Linked DNA regions of Mus musculus: regions 1 and 2 are each linked to region 3. Evidence: chromatin loops called from intact Hi-C (ENCODE). Cell type or tissue: left cerebral cortex. All regions are shown on one strand.

What was found. A loop is a pair of places that touch in the nucleus more often than their neighbours do. Peaks named below come from ENCODE experiments on the same cell type or tissue, not always from the same donor. Only the 100,000 strongest peaks of a DNase experiment are listed, where the experiment ranks them.
Region 1: it touches region 3 in a loop (2.7-fold over the local background); 3 of 42 quality-filtered maps call a loop at or near these places.
Region 2: it touches region 3 in a loop (6-fold over the local background); 3 of 42 quality-filtered maps call a loop at or near these places.

The regions. Positions count from the first base shown.
Region 1 is chr15:92,444,631-92,452,630 of GRCm38, reverse strand. The region is part of intron 3 of Pdzrn4 (PDZ domain containing RING finger 4); the gene reads right to left. Among named protein-coding and RNA genes, the nearest start is that of Pdzrn4, 52 kb to the right of the region's middle. In left cerebral cortex, CTCF peaks have their summits at 2,910 (motif pointing right) and 4,863 (motif pointing left); a DNase peak (open chromatin) is centred at 4,705.
Region 2 is chr15:92,595,471-92,603,470 of GRCm38, reverse strand. The region is part of intron 3 of Pdzrn4 (PDZ domain containing RING finger 4); the gene reads right to left. Among named protein-coding and RNA genes, the nearest start is that of Gm52207, 89 kb to the right of the region's middle. In left cerebral cortex, CTCF peaks have their summits at 4,649 and 6,370; DNase peaks (open chromatin) are centred at 4,630, 5,846 and 6,165; H3K4me3 peaks cover 2,409 bases; H3K27ac peaks cover 426 bases.
Region 3 is chr15:92,999,508-93,007,507 of GRCm38, reverse strand. Gm30085 (a long non-coding RNA gene) reads right to left here and starts at 5,998. Exons shown (of 6, transcript XR_384349.4): 1 at 5,557-5,998; 2 at 5,044-5,336; 3 at 408-555. In left cerebral cortex, CTCF peaks have their summits at 1,961, 2,163 (motif pointing right) and 4,090 (motif pointing left); DNase peaks (open chromatin) are centred at 504, 2,751, 5,272 and 5,765; H3K4me3 peaks cover 739 bases; H3K27ac peaks cover 927 bases.

The DNA of each region.
Region 1 (8,000 bases), 550 kb after region 3:
GTCGCAGCAGGCGGAGCAAATGTTACTGCTGGGGGCTGCTGACATGCTTCAGTAAAGCTCAGAGGAACTGCTCGGACAATGCCACGTCATGGCTAGCATGGCAAATAAAAAGCCACTTTTATCTCTCATAATATTTAGAGGAGATTTGCAGAAATGTCAGTGCTGCGTAAAGGAGAAACTGGAGGGAAAGTCCCAAGGGACACAAAATTTTCCACTGCAAGTCCTTGGGAGGAGTAGGGTCTTCTACACGCCAAATGACAGCTCTGGGTGATGCTTAGTCCCTCCTCCCAAAAAAAGGAACAGTGAAATGGATTTATAAAGCAGGATTTTGCCATTCTCCATTATTTTGGTTGTCTTCTTTTGCTTCTCTTGTCTCTGATGGTGAAATGCCCCATTCTAAAGACACATTTTGAGATGATGCCTTGATTTTTTTTTTTTTTTTGTGGATTCCCACATTTTATGCACCTTTTAATTTTACAACTTCCTTTTTCCGATATTAGTCAGGCTGCATAGACAGATGGTACTCAGGTCTTACAGTAGACTTAGCAATCTCCTTTTCTGTCCTATGCAAAAACAGTAGTTGGGATGTAACGAATAAAAGCTAATTTAAGGGTAATTGATACTCTTAATAAGGCAGAGTTGGTTTTAGACATCAAGAATTCAATAGATATAGTTTGGAGCTGACAGAGTGTTGGTACTCAGTTTAACTGCTTCAATCACAAATTAGACATCTAAGCCCCTGATATGTCTGTGCCCGGCTACGTATCTAGAAGAACCCCAATTAGATCACAAATTTGTCTCCTAATTTAAATCTATTATTTCAAGTGCCCTTTCTGGAGTTTAAAATGCAAATTTATACATGAGATTTTTCTTCTAAAGACTTAATGTTTGGATATAATGACCCTTTCCCATTTCACAGCACCCAAATATGTTGCTGTTGCTCTAAGTCATTGGAAACATCCAGTTATAATAAAACAGATACAAAGGCTGCCTTCCTGGGGTTTTATGCCTAAGCTGGGGAAATTGTCAGACTTAAGAAATAAGATCCAATAACCATTACCAGTGAACTAGAGGAAGAAAAACTACCAAAAGAAGAAAAAGGTATTGGATTAGTTACATAGTTGAAGGTATGAGCAGCCGTGTGTGTGTGTGTGTGTGTGTGTGTGTGTGTCTGCGGTGTGTGCATGTGTGTGTGTGCATGTATGTATGTGTGTGTGCGGTGTGTGTGTGTGTGGTGTGTGTGTGTGTATGTGTGTCTGTGTGTGTGTGTGTCTGTGTGTGTGTGCGGTGTGTGTATGTGTGTGTGCATGTATGTATGTGTGTGTGCGGTGTGTGTGTATGTGTGTGTGCGGTGTGCGGTGTGTGTGTGTGTGTATTTGTATATGTGTGTGTATGTGTGTATATATGTATGTGTGTATGTGTGTGTGTATGTGTGTATGTGTGTGTGTGTGTATGTGGTGTGTGTGTATGTGTGTGTGTGGTGTGTGTGTATGTGTGTGTATGTGGTGTATGTGTATGTGTGTATGTGTGTGTGTGTGGTGTGTGTGTATGTGTGTGTATGTGTGTATGTGTGTGTGTTTGTGTGTATGTGTGTATGTGTGTGTGTGGTGTGTGTGTGTGTGCGGTGTGTGTATGTGTGTGTATGTGTGTATATGTATGTATGTGTGTGTGTATGTGTGTGTTTGTGTGTATGTGTGTATGTGTGTGTATGTGTGTGTGTATGTGGTGTGTGTGTATGTGTGTGTGCGGTGTATGTGTATGTGTGTATTTGTATGTGTGTATGTATGTGTGTGTGTGTCTGTGTGTGTCTGTGTGCGTCTGTGTGTAGCAGGAGCTAGGTCTTAACACAGAGAAGTCCAGATCCACTATCTTTCATTACTCTTGGGGGCTTTGGCAAACCGCAGAAGACTTCAAGCAGACTCCCAGTGAATACCGAACATCTGCCTTTTCTACTGTTGGTGCAGATATTACCTATCCCAAAGAAATGCTATTCATTCCCTCATTCCATGCAAAGGTACAACAGTATGGCCGCTCAATACCCAGCACAGCTTAATACTGTGCTCAGCTTGCTGGACACACCAGGGTCAGTGAAGGCTGGTGGAAGTTTTAAACAGACATTGCTTCTCAGCTGCCAGAGATGCATGGCTGGCCCTCATCGACTGATATTGCAGTGTCCTTAAGCATGGTGGGAGAAGGAGAAACTCCGAGCTATCAATATCTTACTTACTCATAATCTGTTCTGGAACCAGCAACTTGGCCACACGTTGTTGCTTCCTCCCCACCAGGTGCTGAGCAGTGATAGAAAAACATTTTCAATATTTGAAAGGTTTTTCTTGGTGCTTTTCTGCAAATTGCCATAGTCACCACACAGTTGGGTCTTCACACCAGTCTAAGATGTCCCATTCTTTTGTCTCAAAAATTCTCTTCTCCTGTTCACAGATTATTAGTGTTCAACTTGAAAGTCGTAATAACTTTCATGCCTATATTGTTAGTTTTATTCATTAGTTTTTAAATCATATTTCACACAGACCAGAGCTAGGTCCAGCCATTCTCTCACGCTAGGACGTAATGACTCACCAAAGGAAAACAGAGACCAGCTAAACCACTAAAGCTTTACTATACATTCCCAATAGAACCCAGTGAACTGAATAAAAGTGGCCAATTGACCTTTCCTTTTACTGCCGTAAGGATCCTTTTGGATAAAGCAAGTATTTGCTGCTCAGTTCAGTTTGTAAATTATCCAAGGTGCTTTAGCTTCTTAGAATTTTTTTTTTTAAACTATAGACTCTGGAAACCAAATAAAGCCAAGAGAGCTAGATACAGTTTAATTAATTAACTAATTAATTAATTGATTAATTCATTAATGTATGAGTGCTCTGCTGCATGTACACTTGAATGCCAGAAGAGGGCATCAGATCCCATTATAGATGATTGTGAGCCACCATGTGGTTGCTGGGAATTAAACTCAGGACCTCTAGAAGAGCAGCCTCTCTTAACTGCTGAGCCATCTCTCTAGCTCCTAGATATAATATTTTACTTTTCCTTTGGTTATTATTCTTACACAATCTAGAGTGGTAGGGATCCCTAGGAGTCTTTCTAGGCTGGAATTTTTTATCTGGTAGCTAGGATGCCTTCGGTCACAGGGGTTGGGCTGGCTATAAGTGAGAGAATGAGGATAAGGACACATTGACAGCCCAGTAACCTATAAACATCCCATTCTCTACCCACTCCATCCCATTCTCTACAAACACATAAGCTGTGCACAGGCTGCCACGCCATGCTTTCCATTCACGCATGTTACACGTATGCCAGGGCGCTCACATCGGATGTTCTGTTTTGTGTTTCAGCTGTGGGCCTAACGCAGAAGTAAGAGTCACCATGCCCACATTCTAATGCTGAACTGGATCACCACAGCAGACTGGGACATCTGGCATCCTGAACAGATCTGAGACCACCGTTTGAATCTATATTTTGGTTGACATCAAATTTCTCTGGACAGAGTTGGGAGAAAAAGAGCACTTGCCCACGTTTTCTAGAAAGTTTCAGGAAGAATTTCTTTGGGGTAACTGAGGGGGTCTAAAGTTGAATCGGGTGTGGGATTCTGACTGGTAAGACTTTGATGATAAAAGCCTATCTATTCATGGGGTTATAAATGACTAGCCAGGCTGGTCAGGTTCTGGGAAAGTATACCAAAAAAAAAAAAATGCTTTGTATCATACCATATGTACCTCCGCTCTCTTCACATAATATCAGAAGGCAACCATTTATAAAGTGAATAAACTGTTGGCTTAGCAGACTGTGAACACCAGCCTGCCACAGCCATTAACTTTCTGCCTATAAGAATTGAAATGTCTCTTTCCATTTGATTAAAAACATTAACCGGCATGAAAAGATAACTTTTCTTTCTATAGCTCTCTTTGTTTATTTTTCTTTCCGGACATCTGAATATAACATAAAAATCAGCATGTAGGACTACCCACTCATTCAGTCCTATTACTGAACAGGTCACACACAAAACAAAAGGGAGGGGAGGTCGTATCTCTGAGTAGAGCCAGAAAATTAGAACCATAGCATCCCTCTGGTGTCCATGCAAACACGGAGTGCCAAGGGTGCATGCTGACTTACGGCTGTGGCTTTTCCATCTAGGAGAACGATTAGCATAATTGGGTTTAGATCAGATGGAAGCCATTAGCCTTAAATTTCTTGCTGAGGCCTAAAGTGTCTAACTAATATCCATTTTATTCCATGTTACCTTCTACTTGCTCACATAAATTATCTTCCCTTCTGCCAGGCATAAGAAAAACTCATCCTTATCCTTATGTGAATTTTATCCTCCACTCTTATTCCACCATGTGCTCTATAGAAACCACTTTCCTTTAAACCAAAGAGCAGCAAAGCCCCTTAGTTGTCACCACAAGCATTATTAACTTAAGCCAGCACAGCTGATGGTCACTGAGTACCATCAGAGTTGTCATCCCACTTCCCAAGTGGACCAGGCAAGCTCTCGACAAGCTGAGCATCAGATGAACACATGCATGGGATGAGGACGAGGGCCATCTGTTTGTTGACACCATACTTGGGATATGCCCGAGCTTTTGAGCCAAAAGGTGTTCGCAATGAAAGCTGCCCCCTCCCTCCCTCACCAGGGAAGACAGTGCCGGCCAGCCTCTGAGCTGTGGTACATTCATGCCTGTACTATTTTCAGCAAGCGCCTGTAAGAAGAGGCAACGGATTTTATACATTTGGCATTATTACCACCACCCCCCCCCCAAAAAAAAAAAAAAACTCCATGGGAAAGAAAAAGCTTTGCTGTGGGAAGCAGGGTTTCAGGCCCCGTCTCAGATGCTTGGCTGCTTCTGCCACCTGCTGGCTTCAGGCTGGAAAGTTTCAACTTCTTCCCTCTCACAGTAGAGATTTCATGATGTTTATTGTTCAGCTGAATTGATGGGGTGGAATCTTAGAAGACCACAAGTTAAAGGGTTGTAGGTCGTTGCTGAGACCAAACATTTTAAATATAGGCTTCGTTTTAGCACTTGCTGACACTCAGGAAGTCATGAGTGGGTTGCTGTTTGCATATGCCCACACCCAGATTCCCATTGACAACACTTTATTCTGTCCCATTTGTCACAATAACTACCAAAGCAGGTAAGAGCATTATGAACTAAAGGAGAACAGAAGTATTGAGAGTATCAAAAGCCATGAACTATGATTTATCAAGACTAACACAGGTAGGTATTGGGCAGCTCCCATTTCTGACAAAGAACTATCTTCATTGGCCTATGCATGTTATATTTTGTGATTTTTCACACATAACACACACACACACACACACACACACACACACACACACCCTACAAATGGGAATATTTTGACTTATCTCCCTTCAGGAATGATGTTTAGCTTGATGACTCTTAGTCAAGGCCTTTCTCATAAATTTGTTGGCAGGTTTTAGTTGATGAATACTGTTGAGGTTTGCTCTTGTGTATATTGTAATGCTGACAGCTGGCCTCTGAGACGTAGAGTCAGAATATAGACCCAAGTGACACTATCTGACCCCCCTACCCCCAAATTATTTCTGATTGGTGAATAAAGTCGCCGACAGCCAATAGCTTGGCAGAAGAGACATAGGTGGGGTTTAGGATTCCTGGGCTTGGTGTTGGAGAGGAACCATGGGAAAAGAAGGTGAAGGAGGAAGAAAGAGATGCCGTGGGTTAGGAGTCAAGAAAACATGGCTGACCAATTGAAGTTAAGAGCAGCCCAGATGAGACATAGTAAGTAATAATTCAGGGTTCTCAAGAGGAAGCAGATTGTAATAGCATAGAGGGTAGGTATCTGCCCAGCTGATGGAGGCATACGGTAAATATAAAGGCTGTGTGTGTCTTTTATCTGGACCTGAATAATCAATGCAGGGAAGAAACTCCAGATTGGGATTTAAATTTTCTACAACAAGATACTTTATAAACACCTAACAGTCTATCATAGATGCTGAACACAAAGTAAGTCCAGGTTACCCAGGGGTAAATGTGCCCAGCACTCATTCCTTAAACACTATCCTATATTCACTAAGGCCCTACTAAGGAAACTTGTTAAAACCGGAAAGAGCAGCTTAGTCTAGAAAACCGTTATCTTGGTGGCTCCTACAGATTGCATCAGATCCTGTCTTGTTTCCCAGGTGTCTCTTCCCCATGAAAGTTTAACTCCACAGAGAAAAGGTATACTATTGTGTCTTGGGAGGGTCACAAACTATTGGAATGTTTAAGGGACTTCCCCCCTCCCTTCTAAAGAACTTTTTTTGAGTAAAAGAAACTCAACTCTATTGATTAAACATCCTATCCCTCTAAGAAGTATTTTACACAGTTGTGACTTCAAAAGTGTTCTAGGCTCATTATACCATTAAGGTCTCCTTGTTAATAATCACAGAATTGCTATTGGGAAGCACACCTACCAAGAAAGAAACCAATAATACTGGCACTTCCCAGACCAAGAACCTCTACCCCTAAAACATGAATGAATTCTCCTAGTCTAGTCTAACTCCCACGTCTCTCCGAGGTCTTCTTCAATCTCCACACAAACCTATCACTTCCTCTGTCCCAAGTATGTTACTTTTTTTTTCTAATAAAATCTCCTTTATAGGTAGCACTGAGATCTTTAATCTAACAGCAAAGCTTACTCCTAGCCTCTCGTTTCTTGAATGCATTCAATCTCATCTCCTTCACTTACTACGTGTCTGTGGGCTTATATACAATTATCCCTCAAATTTCATTATTAAGATCTCTATACCACATTTTGGGGAGAGACACATAACATCAGAAATGCAGTCAGTAGAGATGTCAGCACAGAGTGTGGATAGGGATGTGTGTCGGAAGGAATGTACCTTCTGTCTCTCTGATGGTCACTCCTTCATCCATGTCAAGCTTTTGACAAAGATCTGGCCATACATCCATTTTGTATGGAAGAGCAGAGCATTTAAAGTTTTGGCAATGAGAAGTAATAATGTTGGGATTTATATTCTAGTAAAATATTTCAGGCAAAGGGGTGAATATAGAACAGGTGATAAGTATTATGAAGGAAACTAAGACAGCCATGATGCAGGAGAATGATAATTTGTATCAGGGGCAAACCGTGTAAAATGTGTGTTCTTAAATCAACGACAGGCTATGTAGAGACATGTACTACATGGTGTTTTGGGTGGCTGTCTTCAAGCACATACACCCTTTCTTTTCTGGAGTCATTTTGATCCTGTAAGTTTTCTCATCCTTTAAATATGGGCACTTGATTCTCAGACATAGTCCCACATAGCATACATTCCAGAGAAATGAGAAAGACATTGATTGCAGAGATATGTTTTCAGGCAAACACTGGATCAAGAATCAGCTCCCAATTATCAGTGGGCTGAATAAAATGTCTAGCCAGCATTCTCTGTGTGTATATATGAATTCACCAAGAGGCTTTGCAAATAGTGGCTGCATTTGGTGCTTTGGCTGTCATGTTTTTCTCACGGCTAGTCCAGAGACATAGTAGAAGGGAACTAACCTTAAATAGCTTCAGGTATTTGAAGGCTATATGCTGTATGGTTATAGAAGGCAGGATTGGGGCCAGAAAATGCTGGTTCTAGCGAGAGAGAGTTGCCAAAATACAAGGAAACACTGTTAGTGCCCCCATCTAAAGATGCTCTGGGCTGCTTCAAGATGTCTCTTGTTCCGGCTTCAGTGGAGGCTTGGAACCGGCAGGTGGAGAAGACATAAGTAACTAACAAACATACTGTATGTGCTGTCCAAAGAATGTTCCTGAGAGTCTTCAGAGCTGAATGTAATTCTGAAATAGTCTTGAATCTTTCTGGCTTATACCAGTGAATACTCATTAACTATAAGAAGTCGTTCAGCACTGAAGACCTTTCTGTTGATGGTTACCTACTCTATACATTTTCATTGGTATCCCACCTTGCAGTCTTAGCTTTTAAAGGATCGGTTATCACAAATATTTGGTAGTAAAGTACGCCG
Region 2 (8,000 bases), 400 kb after region 3:
AGAGGAAGAAGAGAAGGAGAAGGAGGAAGAAGAGAAGAGAAGAGAGGAAGAAAAAATGAAGACAAAGAGACAACGAAGACAAAGGATCAGAACTCAGAGGACTGTCTAGTTTGGTCTTGTCTACTCTAACACCATGCCTAGAGTTTTCTCTCTTTAGACTTCATTCTTTTAAAGACTTCAGAGTTTGCCTTCCAGCTTTTGGTTCTGCGATTTCTGTGGACTTTTCTTTCCCTCTGCCTCTCCCGTGTTCCCTGTCTGTGTCGTTCTGACGTGTTTGCACCCCTCTGCCACCCATCGATGTATCTGTTGGTTTCATGCTCACCTGGAACATTATGTGACACTATGTCGATGTGTCTCCCCTCAGCTGTCAGTCTGTGTATTTCTCAAAATTAAGGATTTGTGGGGGCTGACGAGATGGCTCAGTGGGTAAGAGCACCCGACTGCTCTTCCGAAGGTCCGGAGTTCAAATCCCAGCAACCACATGGTGGCTCACAACCATCCGTAATGAGATCTGACGCCCTCTTCTGGAGTGTCTGAAGACAGCTACAGTGTACTTACATATAATAAATAAATAAATATAAAAAAAATAAATTAAAAAGAAATTAAGGATTTGTGAAACATTCTTTGTGTTCCCAATCACAAAAGCTAGGGCCTGACATATATTTAAGAAGCCACTATTTACAGAAAGCCTATTGAATTGAACAGCATATCTAGAATTCTGTCACCCGCTGGATAGTCAGCAAAAGTGAGACATCATTAGAACATGCCTTCGTTTATTCTTCTGGTTGTAAGGACTACACACTTTGTTTACATAAATAAAATAGAAGTTTATTCCAGGATTGTATGGGGGAAATGAGACTGCTTTGATATCCTAGTACTTACTCTTTGGTCTTCTCTTTGCATATGATCCATCTGTTTGATTTCTTTGGTGTCTCTGTTTCTTATATGCATGGCCTGCTTTATATTATTGACTATATGTGTAAGCATAACACCATGTATTCCTTTTGGCCACAATCCCATTACTAATGATCTGTTTTCTAGACTACATTTATGAGACAGGGAAACATGCTAAAAGAACCTCCAATCACTTGAACTTTGTATTTGCCCTCTGTCTAAGCAGCTTCCAGATATGTAGCAGTGAATGGGAAGGTGTGACTCTAAAGCTGTGGGTTGGAAAGTCATCACAGTCAACTCAAATGAGGGTATGCAGGCAGCATAGGTTGAAGGACACGCAGGCACCTAACCTGCTTTCCAGAAACTTCCAATTCACTCATAGATAGAGTGACATGAAGAAGGACCTCTCATAGGCACAAAGGATCTATAAGGACCCTAATGACCTCAAGGAGAGATAGAAGTTCTTTTCACTGATCATTGCTAAAATTTCTATGCCCGAGGAGAAATTTGAATCAGTGATAAAGAAATAGTGTTGGAGATAAAAGTGTTAAACTTCAGGGACATAAATTGGGAGGCTGATTTAAAGTAAATAAAGGGTCTTCAGGAATGGCACTTGGAGAAGAAGGACAGAATAACTGTATCATTTGATAAGGGTCCAGAGCCATGAAACGTGGCCTAGGAAATGATAACAACATAGTGACCAGGGTAGGTCAGCCCACTAATAAATCCTGACGGGGGCATTTTTACTGTGATGGCCAAGTTAGTGAAAGGTGTGGAGAGGAGGAAGAGGAGGGAAGAATGCTATAGAAGCTCAATTGACCAGGTGAACGAAGGCAGTGATATCCCTTCCCAGCCGATGACTCCCCAAGCAAGGAGAGTAGAGTCTGGAAGCATGGAGAGAGTTGTCAAGAAGTTCTGAGTTGGCTTTACATAGTGTGAGACGAAAATAGGTATCTGAAGGGTCCCCAAAAGAACCCACAAAAACAGAAGCTACAAAACTATGTGGATTTGAGAAACCCTGTAGGCAAGGAGATATCTTAACATCAATATAGAAATGATGGGAAAGGAGGCCGATGAGATGACTCAGCAGGTAAGGCACTGTGGCCAGTCCTTATGGCCAGAGACCCCAGGACACGCATGGTAGAAGGAAAGAGCAATTTCTACAAGTTGTCCTTTGACCTCTGCAAGCACAGTAGGCACACACACACACACACACACACACACACACACACACACAAATAAACAAACATGCAAACAAACAGAATTCTTAAATAATGGGAAAGGATTACACATTTTGGAGAAATCACCCAGGACAGTATTTACAACACAGGAAGGGATTGTTAGACATATGTTTTACTTTCAGGTTTTTGGTTTTTTGGTTTTTTTTTGACAGCAGGCTTCTCCACTTCAGTCCAGACAACCCTCAAACTCACAGCAACCCTCTTGCCTCAGCCTCCAAAATACTTGAGGCGCAGGCATCAGCTACCATGCCCAGTGGTATTGACATTCAGTTCAGGTTATATCTAGTTTATGCGGCAGATTCGTGGATGCTGGCTGGTAAGGACAGATGTCATTGCTGTGCTCAGCTATTCAGATCAATGAAAGAACCCCTGTCTCATACAAAAACAAAAAATCAACTCAAAAGAAGATAGGGTCACAATAGGGACTCCACACAGAGACTGGCATGACCTAACCTCTGGCTTTCTGAGGTTGAAGGTTAAGTTAACACCTTGTCTCTGACTTGGCAAGTAAAAACAGAGATTCTCATTTAAGTGAAATAAACACATTTTGTGGAAAGAACGTGAAGTTTCCCACATTTGCTCCTCCCTGTAATACATGGCTCAATAGTACAAAGCATACCATTGATAGGTTTATCATTTAATCAACCAAAAAGTTCTACAATTAATGTATATGAGCAAGGAGGTTAAGAAACCATTAGCTTAGACACCAGTGCTGGGGGTCACTAAGAAGAGGAGGTGCTGTTAGGGTCAGAGATGCCCGACCAGGTTCAGCACCAGGTGGTGTTCGATCGCGTTCACACAAAATGGGCAGTTCAGCTTTTGTCACTAGAAGGGCATTGTTTGAATTACCCACTTATTAATTCTTAAGAGGTTAATAAATAACCTACTTTGCATAAAATAAGTCACTGTAGGAAAACAGCTGTGTTCCTGGCCCAGATAAATGTCATCAGGCTGCAAAGCACGGGACACCGCCTGGTGGAAAGGTTACCCTTGTGTGCCCCAGCCCTAGACTCACACACAGAGCTTCTTAGTAGACCCCGACCAGACCAAACCCAGCTGAAAACAATTTTTTTGAGTTGACAGTCCATCTCTTCTGCCAACTGGGAGTCTCAGCTCCTCTGTAAGAGCAAATTGAAAATCCCCAAAACATAAAGGACATCCCCCTCACCTGAGTACATCATTCAGGTTCCCTCCCTAGGCTCCTCCCAGAACCCACTTTCCTCTTTTCCTGCAATTATAACCCGCTTATCAGATCACTACATCCAGAGAGGAAATGTGGGAAGTTCAAAACTATAAGGATCCTAATGTAAAGAAACATGCATTTTGCAGGTGGGAAGACATTATGGAGTCACTGATAATTATACATGGTTCGGCCCTCTCTCCCCCTCCCTGCCCCCCCCACTCCCCAACTCCCCCAGAATTTCCCTCAGTTATTAAAAATAACAAAGAAATAAAATGCAGGTTATATGAGAGTTCTGAGTATAGGAACATACAGTTTGGGGGCAGTCAGGTGTGCTCAGTTTCATCTCAATGCACTTGTTAGAAATCAGACTCCAGCCTCATGAAGGTTTTGTGAACTGTAGCCTCTCTTATGGGGTGGAGTGGGGGGGGGGGTATGGAGTCTGGGAGGTCGGAAGTGGGGGAGGTAAGGGGGGGTTGGGGGTGGGGTGTGGGGGAGGTCAGAAGTGGGGGAGGTCAGGGTGCGGTTGGAGTAGGGGTGTAGGGGAGGGGAGAGGGCAGCTATGTATCCTCTGGAACACCTGCTCGAGATTGGGCTGACTTTCATGTGTGCTCTGAGCTGCCTTTTCTCAAATACAAACAGAAAATAGTTTGCAGCCCCTCGGTGTATTATACGAGCCTATCACTGCTTCCCTTTGATATCTTATCTTATCCATTAACTCAATAAAATAGACAGCAAAGCTGGGGAAGCGCTGCGGGAGGATCCCTCTTGGAAAAATGCCTGCGAGATCTTTAAGCTGAGGTTTCTTATTTAATAAAAGCCAGTTAAATGGAAGCTAATCCTTCATTTCACCCCTTTATTAAAGACCATAAGTACTGCAGCTCACGAGGAGAGAGAATAAAATAAATGGATGGAGGAGACCAGGCAGAGGCAATAAGGGGCATGGCTTAGCTGTTTGCTCAAGGTTTGGGAAGCACTTGAAGGCAAAACTCACAGAGAGGCATTCTTAAAATCCGTAACAAAGGGCTCCTCCTGCATTTGAGCAAACACACTGCTGCCTACTGGAGGCAGTAACCCTGCCCCGCCAGGATGTAAACATCTTATGCCAGGCGTAATTGGGGATGCGAATCGCGCCACCCCCACCCCCACCCCGAACCCCCACCACGCGCCACCACACTCTGCTTTTACATAATTTGGATTTAGGATTTAAAAACCACCACCAACAGATTGATGAACCCACTTCCCTGGTCCTTGACCACAGAAAACCAAAGCTGGACGTCAAACTCTTAAGAAGCAAACTAAAGGCGAGTGCTCCACCTGGAGACAGTTTTCAAGAGCCAGCGGCACGCATCCAGGAGACAGCATTACTTTAGCTCGCACTTAGGCAAGTTTATAGGTTTCCTTTTGCAAAGCAAAGCCAAAGGTATTGCCCCCCAGTGTAATTAACAATGTTAATCTTCTTTTTCCTCTCTCTGGTGATAAAGGAATCATTTTTTATATTTAATTAATGCAGAGGATCATTTTGGAAACTGGCTAATGAGCCTCTGATCACATTACCATGAAAATGTGCATTAACATTGCAACTGAGGAGGCTGTTTCATGTGTAGCAAATCCACTTTGTAATTAGCCCACTGTGAAATGAATCACACCGGGGGTTGGGGAGGGGGAGTCTGAGGGAGCCAGTAGGCAGTGGGCACTTGGCTACTGCTGGACCATAGACCACCAACGTCCCAACCTTGTCTTTCGTCAGCAATAATCTCTTAAAAAACAAAAGTCCTGTCAAATTTGGGGCAGACTAGAAGACAGGTGAAATAAACTTTATTCTGCCAGATGACACATTTGCATGTGAGCAATGCTTAAAATAAATAGTAAATCAATGTAGATAGTAATAATAGTCAGTAAATTAATAGAGTTATATTAAAATTATGGCAGCTGACTAAAATTATATAGTCTCCCCCACCTTTTCAAACCAGAAAAGTCTGAAGACACACATTAAAGAGATATTTGAATTTATATGGCTTTCCCTAGGTCACAAATGTGCACTGAAATAGTGCTTGCTATTAGTTTATAGGACTAAACACACAAAAAAATAGAACAAGGAGCCAAGAATAGATGGTAAGAAAACTTGTTTTTCTTCTTCTTCTTTTTTTTTTTTTTGAATTGAAGACATATCATGTATTTTCCTTATACAAAAACACCAAGTTTTATTTTTTTCTTAAACCAAAGCAAAAAAAAAAAAAAAAAAAAAAGTCTCATTAATCAAATAATTTCCTCTGGCTAACCAGATTTGGCAAGAAACTTTTCCTGTCTATTCAAAATAACTGAGATCACAGACCTATTAACTCCCAGTATTTATGCAGACAATGATACAATTGATTTTTCAAATGTCAACATGATCCCAAAACCAGAGAGGGCTCTCAAAAGATTACAGTCCAGGATCTCAGCGCTGCTCCTCTGACTTGACAGACATCTTGGCAGCCGATACACAAAAAAACGCTAAAAGAATCCCACAGGAAGTCATCTGAAGGGGGAGTGGCAAGGAAACTGAAAACTGCCACCCAAACCTCAAATAAAAAGCCCCTAAACAGCAAGCCGGCCCTCGGTTCCGAAATGCACTTGAAAGACAGAAATCAAGCAAGCCAGAAATGAGTTCCCATCGCTCAGATGAACACAAAGCCCCGGCTGCTTAGTTGCCGCTCGCGGACAGACCTGCACTCACCTGGGAAACTTCGTAGAGCAGTTTGTAATGTTCCTCTCTTTTCTGAAAAGTGCACAAGTTGCAGCCCATTCTAGGAGGCAGAGGAGAGAGAGAGAAAGAGAGCACAAATCTTCTAGTTTCCCCAGGACTGAAAGGCAAGTGAGCTAAAAGGGAATCTCCCTCCAGACTTGGGGACTGTTTGTCATCAGTCAATTGGATCCAGAATCAGACACACCACCGCTGGTAGCGGAAAGCAGAAGCCAGGGTGCATGCTCTCCGCGTTCCCGAAGTATCTTGCGCTCAACGATACACACAGAGTTTCCAGTCAGTTCATGGCAACACTCCCCCTGTCTCTGCATCAGTGCACATGACTACACAGATTCCAGCTCATGAATATTAATAGTGCCTCATTGATTATTTATGACAGAACATGTTAGCGGGGTGGGGTGTCATAGCTGCTGCTGATGACAGATGAATATTCACTAATTAAGAAGCAAATGTAGTGTGGTTAAACAAAATTCACTTGTGTCAATACCATCTCTGTTTATTAAGGATAGAGGGGTTGAACGTAGGACATTTTTAAAAGAGCATACATTTAATTTCTCCGTTGGTATAAGCCTCTAATATGGTAATAAAAAAATGAGAAACAGAAATTACTTCGTTCACAACTCCGTGTTTTGCAACAAAGACAAGAAATGTTTTCAACAGTATTTAATACAGGGAAGGCGAATAAGGGCAATTATTTAAATTTAGAAAATAAATCCAGAAACAAATGGAAATTATGCATGGTATAAGAAAGGATGAAAGTGTTTGTGAGTGGGGGTGTGGGTGGGGAGGGTTCATTCAGTTTTAATTTTGACCCTGTAGAAATGATTGAGTGGGTTATCTGTTAAGATCAGCACCCAGAAAAAAATGCAAGGCATAGTGTCCTACTGCAAATAAAGAACATTCAAGCAAGTGAGAGCAGATGACAGTGGAACAGATAATAAATATTTTAATTAGATAATAAGGGCATGTCCATTAAATAGACATTTGAAGCACCATAATGCATGTAGATCTATATTTAAAAATGAGATAAATACAATCGACTTCCTTAGATAAATTACCAATGTATATAGTATTTATGCTAATTTTATTAAAGTCATATATAATATTACAGGATGCTGACACTGGCGATATTTACATTCTAATGTAATGCACAGTGATTCCATTTGGGGCTCTATATTTGGAATTTATACTATGCAAAGGTGAACATAGACTTAAAGAGGAAGCTTAGATCTGCAAATAAAAGAATTAATTTATTTAATTTTACACTCACAAATAGTTACATTGGGTTGCAAGGTAGTAGTTTGAGTCCCTTAAAGATACATTACAGACAACTACAGAGATTACTAAAAGCCAATTTCTTTTGTTTCATCAATGACTTATCCAAAAACCTCTGGTAATTAAGAAGTATGTGCTTGTCCAAGCACAGTTTATACTGGACAGGATAACAGGAGGATTTAAAAGCAAAAATAATTACTTGTATACTTGTGACTCTGGCTTGGAATCACAGAAGATTTTAAAAATGTTTCATTGTTTCTCTCTACATACTTTTTGGAGTCCAATTTTCCAGAAGTGTCTTGTCGAATGATTAGAATCGATAACAGGAAATAAATCAAATGAATACTAATTGTTAACAAATTGGCTTTGTGACTAGCAACACCTCCACTCCAGCAAGTAGCCTGAGACGAGCAGTTATTGTTGGCCGTCTCCCTGGGGAGGCAATAATCAGAGTTTCTGAGCCTAATTTCACCTAACAGCCTGGATGGAAGCCAAGACCAGGGGCCTTCCTGAAAGTGGCCTGATAATCGGTGATACTCACGTGAACAAAGTCCACCAGGACGATCTGCAAGTCAGAAACCACTTGTAGGAGACATTAATTAAGACCTGGTTTCTTTATGGAACAAGTGTCTTCAGAGAGGCAGTCACAAGGAATTCTATGAAA
Region 3 (8,000 bases):
TCAACCAAACGTGGGTGGAAAAACAATTTTTTTTAAAAAATGTGCATCTGTAGACTTCTTTCTTTTCATTATTCTGAAAGAGTACACTATAACATCGGTTTGCACCGCATTTACATCACACCAAGCATTTAATTATAAGAAATCTGGAGATTATTTTAATTAAAAGGGATATTTGCAGGGTATATGCAAATTCTAGACCACCTGATATAAAACAGCTGCATGTCCTCTGATTTTGGTGTGTTTGAGATGGAGATGGAGAACACCTTGGTACCAATTCTGGGAGCCAAAGGAGGACTGTGGAGCTCTTCCTCTGGACATTCCCCGAAGTGTAAGTCTCAGCAGAGGATTGCTTGATAACCCACAGTGGCATTCAGGGAGCCTGAACCCAGAAGGTCCTGGGTACTTACCACCTTCACCTTAGCTCCTACTCGAAGCATCTGGAAATAGGGACAGCATCCTCTCTTGTCTGAGTATATCACTCACGTGGCATCTAGTTGGCATGTACATTCAGTGTGTAGGTTGGTTGAGGAAGGGTGGGATTGCACATGTGTTTCTCTGAAAATATATAAAGGGTTTGTCAGGAAAAGGTCGCGTCTTACTCAGAAGGTATGTAATATTGTCAGGGCAGCGGAAATTTATTTCAATGGGTTTGGAGGGTTGAAGCTCATTATGGTTCTGTTAGATGTGGTCGTTTCTGAGGCTCCCCTCTGTTGTCTTACAGATGGCCACCTCCTCTTTGTGTCTCACATGGTCCCTTTTCTGTAGTGTATGCGTGCGTTTGTATGTGTGTGTATGTGTAGTGTAGGTCCATCTACACTTCCTGACTACCAGAATCAGTCAGATCAGACATGGACCCACTCATAGGACCCCACTCAACCTTTGTTCTCTTAGGTCCTGTTTCTAAGTCACATTCGGGAGATAGTAGGAGCTTCAGCATATGAGGTTTAAGAGTCTTGGGATCAGTACTGCAAAGGGCCATTCAGATTGTTCTAGTCTGAACTTTTCATTAGCATAGGCCAACAGGTAGCATAGGCCAACAGGCTTTTTTGGTTGTTTGTTTAATAACAGCCTTCTGCCTTTTTTTATTTTTCTGTGTAAGGAGCCCACTCTCTTCAGGAGAGCTGTTGTTACCAGTGGCTTTGCACATGCATATTACATCCCCTAGACTTGCCCCCAGCACACCCGCCTCCTTTCAGAGGAAGGCACAGAGGAAACAAGCAGGTGCTCTTTCCGATGAAACTGTGAGCATCAAGGACATGTGTTGGGCCCTATGTGGCCCTGGTTTGGGCCTTGAGGACAAACCCGAGCCTGGCTCAGTCACTTCCGTACTGGAGTGACTCAGCACGACCTGCTTGAGCCTGCCTTTGCCTAGCTACTGCTGACAGAATAACTTTGTTGGCTTTGTCAGTCACCCCACACCCTTCATCACCATTCCCCTCCCCCTACATCATCTCACCTCAGCAAAAAACCCCACCTCCTCTCTCAGCCCTTTATAAACAAAAGATTGATACAATTAAACAAAAGCAGGGGGTTCCTGCTTTGACAGACTCCGGGCTGGCTGTTTTAGGGTGGTGGTTCTCCAGAAGGCAGGAGATCCGGCTGCGACATTCACCATCTTGCTTCAGCCCCTGGCTGGACTGGGCTCTCTCCTCTCAGCCTGCCGGCAGACATGTGAGCCAGGCCAGGGCCTCTCAAGGACATGATAAGGGAGCCAGTGCAGTGATAGTGTATTTTGTTGATAGGGTTCAAGTTGGAGGGGAAAACCCTGACAGAATGAAGCCCAGATTTCTCAGGCATGGATTTCCTGTACTCTTAGGGGCTGAATTGGTATTCTGTCTAAAGTGTGTATGTTCTCTTAATCTACAACCATTTCCCTTCCGGTAAAAATGAAATATGCAAAGACCCACACTGGAGGGCCCTGGACTTGGGTAGCTTGCCCTTTTGACATTTTAAAAAAAGATTTATTTATTATTATTGTATGTATATGAGTACACTGTAGCTGTACAGATGGTTGTGAACCTTCATGTGGTTGATGGGAATTGAATTTTAGGACCTCTGCTCTCTTTGGTCCGCTTGCTCGCTCAGTCCCTGCTCGATCTACCCTAAAGATTTATATATTGTATGTAAACACACTGTAGCTGTCTTCAGACGTACCAGAAGGGGGCGTCAGATCTCAATATGGATGGTTGTGAGCCACCATGTGGTTGCTAGGATTTGAACTCAGGACTTTTGGAAGAGCAGTCAGTGCTCTTATCTGCTGAGCCATCTCACCAGCTCCCTTCTGACTCTTTTTAAATACCTCATAACACCATTCCCTGCCCACTGTGGCTCAGTGTCCTTAACTGACGCAGAATGTATGACTGCAGAGATAGTCCTTGCCATGAGGCCTGATGACCTGAGTTAACATCCACGAAACCCACCAAAAAGTGGAAGGAGAGAATTAATTCCTGTTCACAGACAGATAGACAGACAGACACTCACACACACACACTACATTTTAAAAATGGGTGCATTTGAGACTACATTTAAATATTCTATTTTGGCTCTCTTAAAGAAATAGCAAATATGATTATACAATGGACAAGATTATGTTCCTAACATTGCAGAAAATGATCGCAGTGTGGTCCTTCTAAGGATAGGTTAAGCTAATTTTAATGCTGGGTAGGCCGATTCTGCATCCATCGCAGGGAGATGGTTTAATCAGGCTGGGCCAGGCTGTTTACTCTGTGTACTCAATGCAAATCACCTACAGTACCCACGCCTTCTCTAGTCGGTTCCACATCCCCAAAGCACGCGCCTCCTATCTCCCAGCTCCCACCTTGCACTTGTACAGATGATTAACTACAAAGAAAGCTCATTTCTCCCAAGTGGGGTGGTAATACTGTTTTTCAGGAAGAAAATATGTGGTGAACCAGCACTTACCAATGTGAATGTATCTAAATTTTAAATATCTCTTTTACATATTTATTCACTAATAAAAAATGAAGTGGATGCTGGCTTTAAAAACTTTTTTTTTCTTTTAAAGTCAACCATCATTGCAAATGAGGAAGAATTGGGAAGGATTGTTGTATTTATGCAAAACTTATTTTTTCTGGGGGGAAAAAAGACGACACAGAGAGATTAAAGATATCCACAAGTCATCAATATGTCGGCTGTTTTAATTTAGCCTTCTGAATAAGTCTTAAAATGCACTGTCTTGCATAGGGCTTTATCAGTTCACCTTCCTCCAAGGAGATAAAATAAATGAAATCAGCATTCTTTTCCACTCCCTTGGCATAAATTATTACTTACCCTAAGCAAGATGACTGATGCTTTCTAAAGCTCTTCTAATTACGTGCTAAACAGATTAGCGGCTGAAAGAAAGTCCATACAGAGCCCTGAATGGAGAGGATTCTCTGACTACCTGCACATGGGTGGGAGAACTGTACCCTGCCAACTGTTATCATGGCAAAGGTCTATGCTGTTTGTTGTAGACTTTGAAACTGGGGATTTCCAAGAATTTCAACAAAGTAATATTTTTTTCCCTTCACCACCATTAGAGGACATCAGAAGGACCAAAGCTAGTGATTCAGATATTTGGTCCATTACCCCCACTCTTGCTTCTTCCCTATTCTGAGCTAGAGTGGAAGATTTACAAACAGCAGCAATCATCTCTCCCTCCCCAATAGGATGACTTAGATATATACCAGTAACGATACAGTGTGCTTGATGGAGAGGTTTAGGTGAGCAAGATCTCCAAATGGGGTCTGGAGAGAAGGCTGGGAAGCAAAGAGCACTTATTGTTCTTCCAGGAGATCCAAATTCGGTTCCCAGCACCCAAGTCACGTGGTTAAAAGTTCTGCAATTGTGGGCTCTTCCTTCCTTCCATCCTTCCTTCTTTCCTTCCTTCCTTCCTTCCTTCCTTCCTTCCTTTTTTCCTTCCTTCTCTTCCTGCACCCCCCCCCCCATTAAAAAAAAAAAGCTTTAGGCTAGTGAGACAGCTCAGCAGTTAAGGGTAGTGATACTTTTACAGAGGACCCAGCACAACATGGCTGACATTCCGTTCTAGTTGTAGGTTATCTGACACCCTCTTCTGGTCTCCAGGGATAGTGCACACATGTGACGCCCTCCTGTAAGGGCAGGCAAAAAGTTCAAAAATGTAAAGTAAAATAAGAACTTAAAAAGATCTCTAAATAATAGTCTGAGGATTAAGGTAGAAGCTATTTTTAAAATTAGCTTATGTTTGCTACACTTATTTATTTGGGTATGTGTGCACATGCGTGTGTGACAGTGAATGTGTAGACAATTTGCTTGCCAGTTCTTTCCTTCTATCTTGTGGGTCCTGGGGATCAGATTCGAGTCATGAGGCACGATGGCAGGATTCTTTACCCACCTAGCTATCTTGCCAGCCTATATTCGAAAAAGATAATACTTTAATGAATTCTTTGATAATTTTGCACATGTATACAATGTATTTTGATCATACTCACCCTTACCCTCTAACTCCTCTTGGATGTATTCTCCCCCAATCTCACGTCAATTTAGTCCAATCTGGGTCTGGGGACCAGGTGCTGGAGCATGGGTGACCTATCAGGGGCCATAGCATTAAAGACCACCCCCCCCCCAACCGCCATCAACTATCTGTCAATTACAAACGCCACTGTCTTTTAATATTTATTTTAAAAATTATTTTTATGGTTCGTGTGTGTGTGTGTCTGCATAAGTTCATGTAGACTGAATGGATGCAGGAGCCCTGGAACCCAGAAGAAAGTGTCAGGTCCTTTGGAACTAGAGTTCCAGGTGGTTGTGAGCCTGCCTCTGCCTCGGCCTGGCCTGTAGGGCATAGGGGAGTAGGGGGTGGGAACGGGGGGGGGGGGCGGGAAATTACGTTTTCTGATCTGTTATAACCCTTGGCAATGTAGTTTTCAGGGACTGTACCTGTGAGCTCATGAACTCCTGCACCAGAAATGTCCAAGTGTGGAGGCAACCAACCAACCCAGACCCAGACAGACCCAGACCCCAGACCCCAGACCCCAGACCCAGACCCAAGTGATCCATCCGCACCGGGCAGGCAGCCAACTCCACAAGGTTCCGAACCGGCTGCACCAGGAGAGATCTGTGAAGTCCAATGGGCCTGGTTTTGCTGGTTGTCTGATGCGTCTCCGGGGTGCGCACAGGCACTGGCAGCAGTGGGCATTCGCTGGATGGGGTTTCCTGTAAGAAACAGCCTGGCTTTCCTGTGCCGGGATTTGGTTCAGGGCCAGGGGGCTTCAGTTCCCTGACAGTTCCGGCTTTGGCTGTGCAGCGGCTGCATTTTAACCAGCTACCTCAGAGGCCCTCTTAGATATTTCACCGCCCTGTGGGGGAGGGAGATAAAAAAACGATGGGATTAACCTTACTAACCCCTCCCTCGGGAGCTTTAGAATTACAGATTGCACAGTGTTTCCGAAACAGCCCTCCCCCCCACCCCCACCCCCCAGCTTTTTGCTCTAACCGGTTCCGTTTCTAGGGCGTTTCTTTCAACACCCAGTCGTTTCTTGAAGTGCCAGTGTTTCCTGACATGTTGTGTTATCTTACCGTCTCCGGATCCTAAGGAGTCTCTCCAACACCTTCTGTTTGTGCTGATGTTTGGCGTTCGGCTGCTCTCTTTCCCGCGGGAAACGGTCATTCTTGGAGTCTTAATGTGAAGAAGCACTGGCATGGAGGTGTTGAGGGACAGCTTTGCTAAGGGATCCTTCACTGCAGATGGCTTTCAAAGCCACCCGCTGCTCTTTTTCTTCTTTTAATGTGAGTGCCTGGTATTTGCTGTAATGAATTACCATAAACTCGGTGACTCAAAAAGCACAGATTTATTTTTATACAGGCAAAGAGGCCAGGAATCTAAATCATCTTCACTGGGCTGAAGTCAAGAGGGTCACAAGTCCTTTGAAGCTGACAGGGAGACACTGTGTCTGATTTCTAGCTGCTGGGAGCCCACTGGGGTGGCATCACCAGGTCCCTGCCGCTTGTCAGGACACACCCTTCTCTTTTATTTGTAGGCAAGTGTACTGGCTGGTTTTGTGTGTGACCTTGACACAAGCTGGAGTTATCACAGAGAAAGGAGCCTCCCTTGAGGAAATGCCTCCATGAGATACAGCTGTAAGGCATTTTCTCAATTAATGGTCAAGGGTAGGAGGGCCCATCGTGGGTGGTGCCATCCCTGGGCTGGTGGTCCTGGGTTCTATGAGAAAGCAAGCTGAGCAAGCCAAGGGAAGCAATGCAATAAGCAGCACCCTCCATGGACTCTGCATCAGCTCCTGCCTCCCAGTTCCTGCCCGGTGTGAGTTCCAGTCCTGACTTCCTTTGGTGATGAACTGCAATATGGAAGTGTAAGCTGAATAAACCCTTTCCTCCCCAACTTGCTTCTTGGTCATGATGCTTTGTGCAGGAATAGAAACCCTGACTAAGACAGCAAGACTCTCCTCTAAGAACATATGCCGTAGCACTTAGGGCTTAACTGGGTGGTCCAGGGCAATCCCATCTCAGGCCTTTGGTTTAATGACATCTAAAGTGATGTCCCCCTTCCTCTTCAATATAGGGACTGCTCTTTGGTCATAAGAGTTAAGGCCTAGAAATTTAGATGGACCAGCAATGTATGTTAACCACCCAGAGGTTAAAAACATCCCAGCACGTGGCTGTTAGGTTTATCGAAGGCCTGACAACAGCTTTCTTGGTTGTTCTCCGAATTCATATTATTCACTCATACACAGAAATCTTTAATGGAAAGGCCATTAATTACATGGCGAAAGCAGATAGAAAAACTGTACCTGCTTTACATGAGGCAGAGCTGTGAGATATACTTGTGACCACCCTCCCTCTTCTCTGTTCTGTTAGCTCCTGCCTGCCTTCCTTTTTCCTTCCTTCCTTCCTTCCTTCCTTCCTTCCTTCCTTCCTTCCTTCCTTCCTTCTTTCTTTTCTTCCTATTTCTGTCTAGTGTATAAGACAGATGGAGAGAATAAAGTAGACCTGCTTGCTACTAGTCTCTCTCACAGCTAATTTAGATTATTGGCATACTCCACTTGGGAAATGTAAATAAACCAGGAGGTCACACAACTGAACTATGAGAGCGCAGGTGGCCATCAGAAGTGCCAACTTTTGGCGGCGTGTCTGTGTACTGAAGATGTCTCGGGACAGTACTTTTGTAAGGGTGTTTGTCCAATAGCTTTCGGTTTGCCCTTGCGAGCTTGCCATTGAGAGATGATGAATAGAACCATTTCTGGAACTCAAATTAAAAGTAAACAGAGCCGGGGCCTCTCGTGTGTGACCGATAAGTTGTGTCCAATTATGACATCAGGGCAGCCCTGTCCTTCAGAGTCGTTAGGTGCGGTGTCAGATGGCTGGGAGTCAGGAAGCAGCAGCGCAGCCAGGCTATTAAGTGTTAAATGTTACAGATTTAAATGCAGTATACTATAGCTCTCAATTAACCATGCTAATGAGAGACAGGAGGCATGGAGGAATGCTGACAGTAATCATGAAATATACATCCAACACAGTGCTTTAAATATCCTCTACCATTTAATCAGGGATAAAAGAGGGGCAGAACGGACACAATTTTGCTTTTTTTTTTTTTTTTTTCTGTGAAAGCTCTCCGAAGAATTTACAAGCACAGCGCGGGCTGCCATCAAGAGAAAAAGCCCTCTGAGCCCGTGACCTTTGGAGCTCCTCACCAACTGTCTCTGTTCCCTGAAATGTAGAGTTCCCCCAATTTCTAACCCCACCTCCTCACCTGCCAGAATGGGGGCTTGAGTTTGCATTCCACCAGAAGCTTCCATTAGGTAAGAGTAAGCAGAGTCTTTGGTCTTCCAAGCCAGACAGTGCCATTTTAAATACAAGTCTTAGGACTGGCTGCCCACATTCCTTTGCGGGCCCCTGAATGTGTCATTATCCTCAGTTGCCACAAATCTCCTTCGGAGTCCTTATTTGGTTCTCAGTGTCTGTAAGCAGCTTCAAGGGTCCCTGGTTGAGTTAGGATGTTTCCAGGT